Linked DNA regions of Homo sapiens: region 1 is linked to region 2. A link is a loop called in an ENCODE intact Hi-C map of the cell type or tissue named here. Cell type or tissue: MCF 10A. All regions are shown on one strand. Links, peaks and the distances in the headings refer to the core of each region. The heading gives the core; the rest is flanking DNA. Region 1 overlaps LOC102723944 (a long non-coding RNA gene). Region 2 holds the start of LOC102723944 (a long non-coding RNA gene).

What was found. Hi-C counts contacts between places; a loop is a spot of excess contacts. Peaks named below come from ENCODE experiments on the same cell type or tissue, not always from the same donor. Only the 100,000 strongest peaks of a DNase experiment are listed, where the experiment ranks them.
Region 1: it touches region 2 in a loop (2.4-fold over the local background); 2 of 110 quality-filtered maps call a loop at or near these places.

Annotation. Positions count from the first base shown.
Region 1 is chr6:1,473,082-1,476,002 of GRCh38, reverse strand. The region is part of intron 3 of LOC102723944 (a long non-coding RNA gene); the gene reads left to right. Among named protein-coding and RNA genes, the nearest start is that of MIR6720, 84 kb to the right of the region's middle. In MCF 10A, for the core only: CTCF peaks have their summits at 1,347 and 1,551; no DNase peak of the experiment used is centred there.
Region 2 is chr6:1,554,041-1,556,961 of GRCh38, reverse strand. LOC102723944 (a long non-coding RNA gene) reads left to right here and starts at 1,736. Exons shown (of 7, transcript XR_427861.4): 1 at 1,736-1,830. In MCF 10A, for the core only: a CTCF peak has its summit at 1,758 (motif pointing right); a DNase peak (open chromatin) is centred at 1,811.

The sequences.
Region 1 (2,921 bases), core at 307-2,806, 81 kb after region 2:
AAGTTCTGGGATTCATGTGCAGAACGTGCAGGTTTGTTGCATAGGTATACATGTGCCATGATGGTTTGCTGCACCTATCAACTCATCATCTAGGTTTTAAGTCCCACATGCATTAGGTATTTGTCCTAATGATCTCCCTCCCCTCACCCCAACCCCCCAACAGGCCCTGGTGTGTGATGTTCCCCTCCCTGTGTCCATGTGTTCTCATTATTCAACTCCGACTTATGAGTGAGAACATGCAATGTTTGGTTTTCTGTTCCTGTGTTAGTTTGCTGAGAATGATGGTTTCCAGCTTCATCCATGTCCCTGCAAAGGACATGAACTCATTCTTTTTTATGGTTGCATAGTATCCTATGGTGTATATGTGCCACATTTTCTTTATCCAGTCTATCACTGATGGGCATTTGGGTTGGTTCCAAGTCTTTGCTATTGTAAATAGTGCTGCAGTAAACATACACTTGCATGTGTCTTTATAGTAGAATGATGTATAATCTTTTGGGTATACACCCAGTAATGGAATTACTGGGCACGCTGCCTTTTTACAGTCACATGCCACTACACACACACATTCCCCCCTGGATCCCCATCCCCTGGCAAACACTAATTTTTCTCCATCTCTATAATGATGTCATTTCAAGAATGTTATATGACTGGGATCATATAGTATGGAACCTTCTGAGATTGGCTTTTTTCACTCAGCATAAAGCCTCAGCACTGTGTTCCTTCTGACTGCTCAGTAGTATGCCATGGTGTTAAACTGTGGCATATCCACACCATGGCATACTACTGAGCAGTCATATGCCACAGTTTAACCATGCAGTCTCCCAAGGACATTTGGATGATTTTCAGGTTTTGATTGTTGGAAATAAAGCTTCTACAAATATTTGTGTGTGGGTTTTTGCATGGACACGAGTTTCCGCTTCTCTGGGATAAATGCTGAGGGGCAAGCTCTGCACCACGTGACAAGTATATGTTTAGTTTCATAAGAAACTGCAAAACTGTTCTTCAGAGTGTCTGTACCACTTTGCCTCCCCACATGCAATGTCTGAGAGATGCAATATGTCTGCCTTCTTGCCAGTGTTTGGAACCATCACTATTTTTTTGTTCTAGCTGTTCTGATAGGTGTGTAGTGATGTGTCAGATATCTCATTGTGGCTTTAATTTGCATTTTCCTAATGGCTAATGAAGTTGAGCAACTTTTCATTGCATATTTGCAATCTCTTCTTTGGTGAAATGTCTGTTCAGGGTAGGTTATGCTGTGGTGGTGATCTTTTCTTGACTTTAATTGCATTCGTATAGTCATTACCACACAACTGAATAAAGGAAAATTAAAGTGGTGAGTGCTTATTCTATTATCTGTTTTTGCCTCCATGGTGCTGTGTTTGGAGTCTAAGGCTCCGCCAGTTATGAGCAGAATGCACTATCCTTTTACATTCTATTAAGGAAAAACATGCTGAAATTAAAATAACCAATGCTGATTTTAGAGCTACTAAAAGTGAAGGCAATGTACATCTTAGAATAGGAAAAGAGGGCGTATTACTTAGACCTCACTTTTATAGGTAGCCCAGTGAGGTTTAAGGTATGAGTCAAGGTCATCCCTGGTGGTGGAGTCAGGCTTTGCAGGTTCTGGCCTCAGCAGAAAGCTCCTTCTGCTCTTTGGTCTCAGATGGTCTTGTGTGTATTGGTTCTGTCTTCTGAGTTTGTTAGAAGCTTCTTGGTTTCGAAAAGTTAATCACTGAATTACTATATGATCCAGCATTACACTTCTAAGTATATACCCCGAAGAATTGGAAGCAGAGACTCTAACAGATACTTTATGCCTATGTGCATAGCGTTGTTATTCACAATAGGAAAGGGTGGAAACCACGCAAGTCTCCATCAACAGATGAACGGCTAAACAAAATGGGATGTATCCATACAACAGAATATGATCCAGCCTTGAAAAGGGAGGAAATCCTGACACCTGCTACAGCATGGACCTTGACATTATGCTAAGTGAAATAAACCAGTCACAAAAGGACAAATACTGTATGATTCCACTTGTTTAGGTACTTAGAATAGTAAAATTCATACAGACAGAAAATAAAATGCTGGTTGCCAGGGGCTGGGGAAGAAAGAATAGGGAATTATTGGTTAATGGGTGCAGAGTTTCAGTTTGGGAAGATAAAAAAAATCCCTGGAGATGAATGCTGTACAGTGATTGCACAACAATGTGAATTACTTACATCACAGAACTATACCCTTAAACATGGTTAAAATGGTACATTTTATGTTATGTATATTTTAACACTATAAATAAAAGCTTCTTGTGGACAGAGACCATGACTTGGGTTCCCCAGAGCTGGAAACACACAGACACTCAGGGAGGGGTGCTTGTCCGTTGTTCAGGAAGGAATCCCTGTCCTCAGAGAGCTCACACTGTCCCTGGAGTGTTCTCCAGACACACAGACACACGGGAAACCAAGATGAGCCACAGGCAAGTATTTGCAGGTGTGGAAGAGGCTCTGCAGTAGGGCCGAGGGGGCGCTAAGTGAGGGGAAGGCATCCTTTGGGACGGTGCCAGTCAGGAGGGCTTTGTGGAGCTCTGTCTTAGACTGGGCCTGAAAGGAAGCGTGGGGATTTCGGTCGTTGGAGTGGAATGTGTGACTTCAAAGTGGACCAAAGAGACAAAGGAAATGCCTGGAGGCCCCTGAGTGCTGGGGGTGGTCAGGGGATGGAGAGGGCTGATGTGGGGGAAGGGGACTGTGGGCAAGTGGTGAGAAGTAACACAGGATGCACAGCGTGGGAAGGGCAGGCTGAGTGGGTCCAGAAGGCAGGAGTGAGGGTCTATCTATCTATCATCTGTTTATGTATGTATGTGTGTATCTATCTATCTATCTATCCATTATCTATCATCTATCTGTGTATCTATGTATCTAGTC
Region 2 (2,921 bases), core at 202-2,701:
CTGAGGTCATGTGTGACGAGGTGAGAAACTGCGTCCTGAGCGGCCTCCAGCACCAATCAGCCACACCAAGCCTGCAAGTCCCTGAAAGGAGACTTTTGTTTAAAATGAAATTCCACATGTTTCAGGGCAGGAAATTGAAATAGTGTCTCTGAAAATGATGAAAAGAAGGGATTTTAAACATGCACATATGTACATACTTTAGGTAGCAGTAAAGATACTTTTAGTCACAGAAGCTTACCAAATTTTAAGGACTGCAACATTTTTTAAAGGAGGATACCAAAAATGTGTCTGGACCTCTCCCTTTAAGTAAACGTAATTGGGAGCACCTCTTCTGGCTGAATGTGACCTTCGCATACAATTTTGTTTGCCTTTCCAACGGTTCTCAGCGTTTGTCTTTCTTAACTGCAGGAGGAGTAGGAAGCTATTGTCATTCTAGATGCCCATCGTTTGTTTTTCCAACGTCTTGTAAGAGAGAATATACTTCAGGATGGTTAATACTTACGATGTTCCCGGTTTGTAGGCTCCATCAGCTTTGCCATGTAGGTGGGGACTTCTTTTGGGAATTCTCAACATTGACCCAGTGGCCAATAATAGATATGCTGAGCATGTCTACAAATGCAGCTTTTATCATTTATGGCCAGAATATGTTTACGTTCTTTTAATATCTGGTTGATTCCTAGTGAAAAGCATTTTATGCATATGTGAATGCAAAACATAACAAAAAAGTGTATAATGCAATCCACTCATTAAAAGAAAGCCCAGCTGAAGTAAGAACAGGAACAGGTCTATGTCCTTGGCAAGTTTGCCAACCTTCCCATTAAGGAATCTCTTCGGATTACGTTTTAGTTCGAAATCTTAAATGCTGATTCGGGGACATGTCACACAAGTTGTTAGAGAAAGCGTTGGTTTTATTATTCAAAGAATATTGAGTTTTGGAAATGACACATAGACACAAATGACACAAATGACAATTGACCAACTAGTTTGCCTTGCATTTTTTTTTTTTTTTTTTTTGAGACGGACTTTTTCACTCCTGTTGCCCAGGCTGGAGTGCAATGGCACTATCTCAGCTCACTGCAACCTCCGCCTCCCTGGTTCAAGCGATTCTCTTGCCTCAGCCTCCCGAGTAGCTGGGATTACAGGCATGCGCCACCACACGCGGCCAATTTTGTATTTTTAGTAAAGACGGGGTTTCTCCACGCTGGTCAGGCTGGTCTCGAACTCCTGACCCCAGGCGATCCGCCCGCCTCAGCCTCCCAAAGTTCTGGGACTACAGGCATGAGCCACCGCGCCCGGCTGCCTTGCATTTTTATTTTAATTTTGTAAAATGTATTAAAACGTAGATGATGTTAATTGCCAATTATTATCTCTTTTCATTTTCTAAAGTGGTTGACGCTGCTGTCGAAGTTGGATGATATTGCTCACGGAGGAGGCTTCTGAGAAGGGCATAAATGGGTTTTAAAAAAGCAGTGAATTGGAATGGGAATGGCAGATAAAGAGAAACACATTTTCTGCATTTTCTAATGATTACTCACATAGTTGAGCCTTGCACGTTATATTTATTAGAACGACCACCCCCCATTTAGTTTTCCTTTGAAGAGTCTTTCTTGTAAACCGTGGGTGCGTGTGTGTTTGCGTCCCGATCTGCCAGGGCTGGGCGCCAAGTGCAAAGTGCGCAGCCGCGAAGTGGAGTCGGCGCCGGCGGGAGCGCGGGGCTCAGGGCCAGGGCCCGCCTCCAGGGGGCGGTGTGCGCCCCCGGCGCTGGAGCAGCCGCGTTTCGGGGACCCGGGCAGGCGTGGGGGGCTGCGCTGAGCTCCAGGCCTCCTGCAGGTAGGGATGCTTTGCTGACAGATTCGGGCGTCCTCCCCTGAACGAATGTCCTGGCGGGGCGTGCCCAGCCACCATCCAGCTTCAGAGGCAATGGCCGGGCGTCGTGAGAAGGGGAGGGAGAAGGAAGCGGAAGAGAGAGAGTTGGAAAGACTAGAGGAAGAGGTGGCCACGTCTTTTGCCATCCCAGCTTTAAACTGCAGTGTTTAAGGCCTCGTCTGCCCTGCTAAGGTCACCGAACTTTTTACTTTATGTGAAAAGTGCTTCCCAAGGGAGGCACAGGGACTCCGGTTCTGAAACCGATTAATGGTCTTAGAGCCCCCAGTAAGCCGTTACCAAAGTGTCCGGGTCACAGTTGCAGAGGAAGTGAGAAGCGTGTTCGACCTCATTTGAAACGGCTTCACAGAGGGTAAACCTCAAGTTGATTTTGTAAAAAGGAAAGCCTGTGGTTTGGCCGAGAAGAATAAATAATATATTCTAGATCCACGTGTAGTGACTTGGTTTGGGAAAAAAGAATCCACAGGGAGAGGAACAGCGCAGAGGGTTCTGTGGTCTATCGCCCAGGCTGGCTTGCAGAGAACGGAATTCAATCTAGTTAGTTTAAGCAGAAAGGGATTTGCGGCAGGATATTAAGTGGTTTACAGACTCTTTGGGAAGACTGAAGGATCAGATTCCAGACTGATCTTTTAAGAACACGACCCAAAGCCACCCTGAAGAACTAAAGAATCTAATGCCCCTCCTCGAATTCAGCAGACACCAGTGGCGTAGGGAAACGGTGGCCACAGCTGCTAGCCCCAGAACCATGCCACCTGCCCGGGTCGGAAACCACCATGACAGGCAATTGATATAGTCAAGAAACTCCCCCAAGCCGAAAGCTACTGCTAGTGCTGCCAACTCTAAAACCGTGACACCCCTGGCATAACCCACACCAGCAAATAGGTTCCCTGGGCAGTGCTTTTTAATACTCCACAAAGCCAGTAAGTAGACACTGAGACCTCTCCTCCCGCTTTCAGAGCGAAACCAGGTACCTTCACAATGGTGCTTGTCAGCAGAATATTAGAAACATGCCTTCCTAATCTCGCACTAATTCTCCT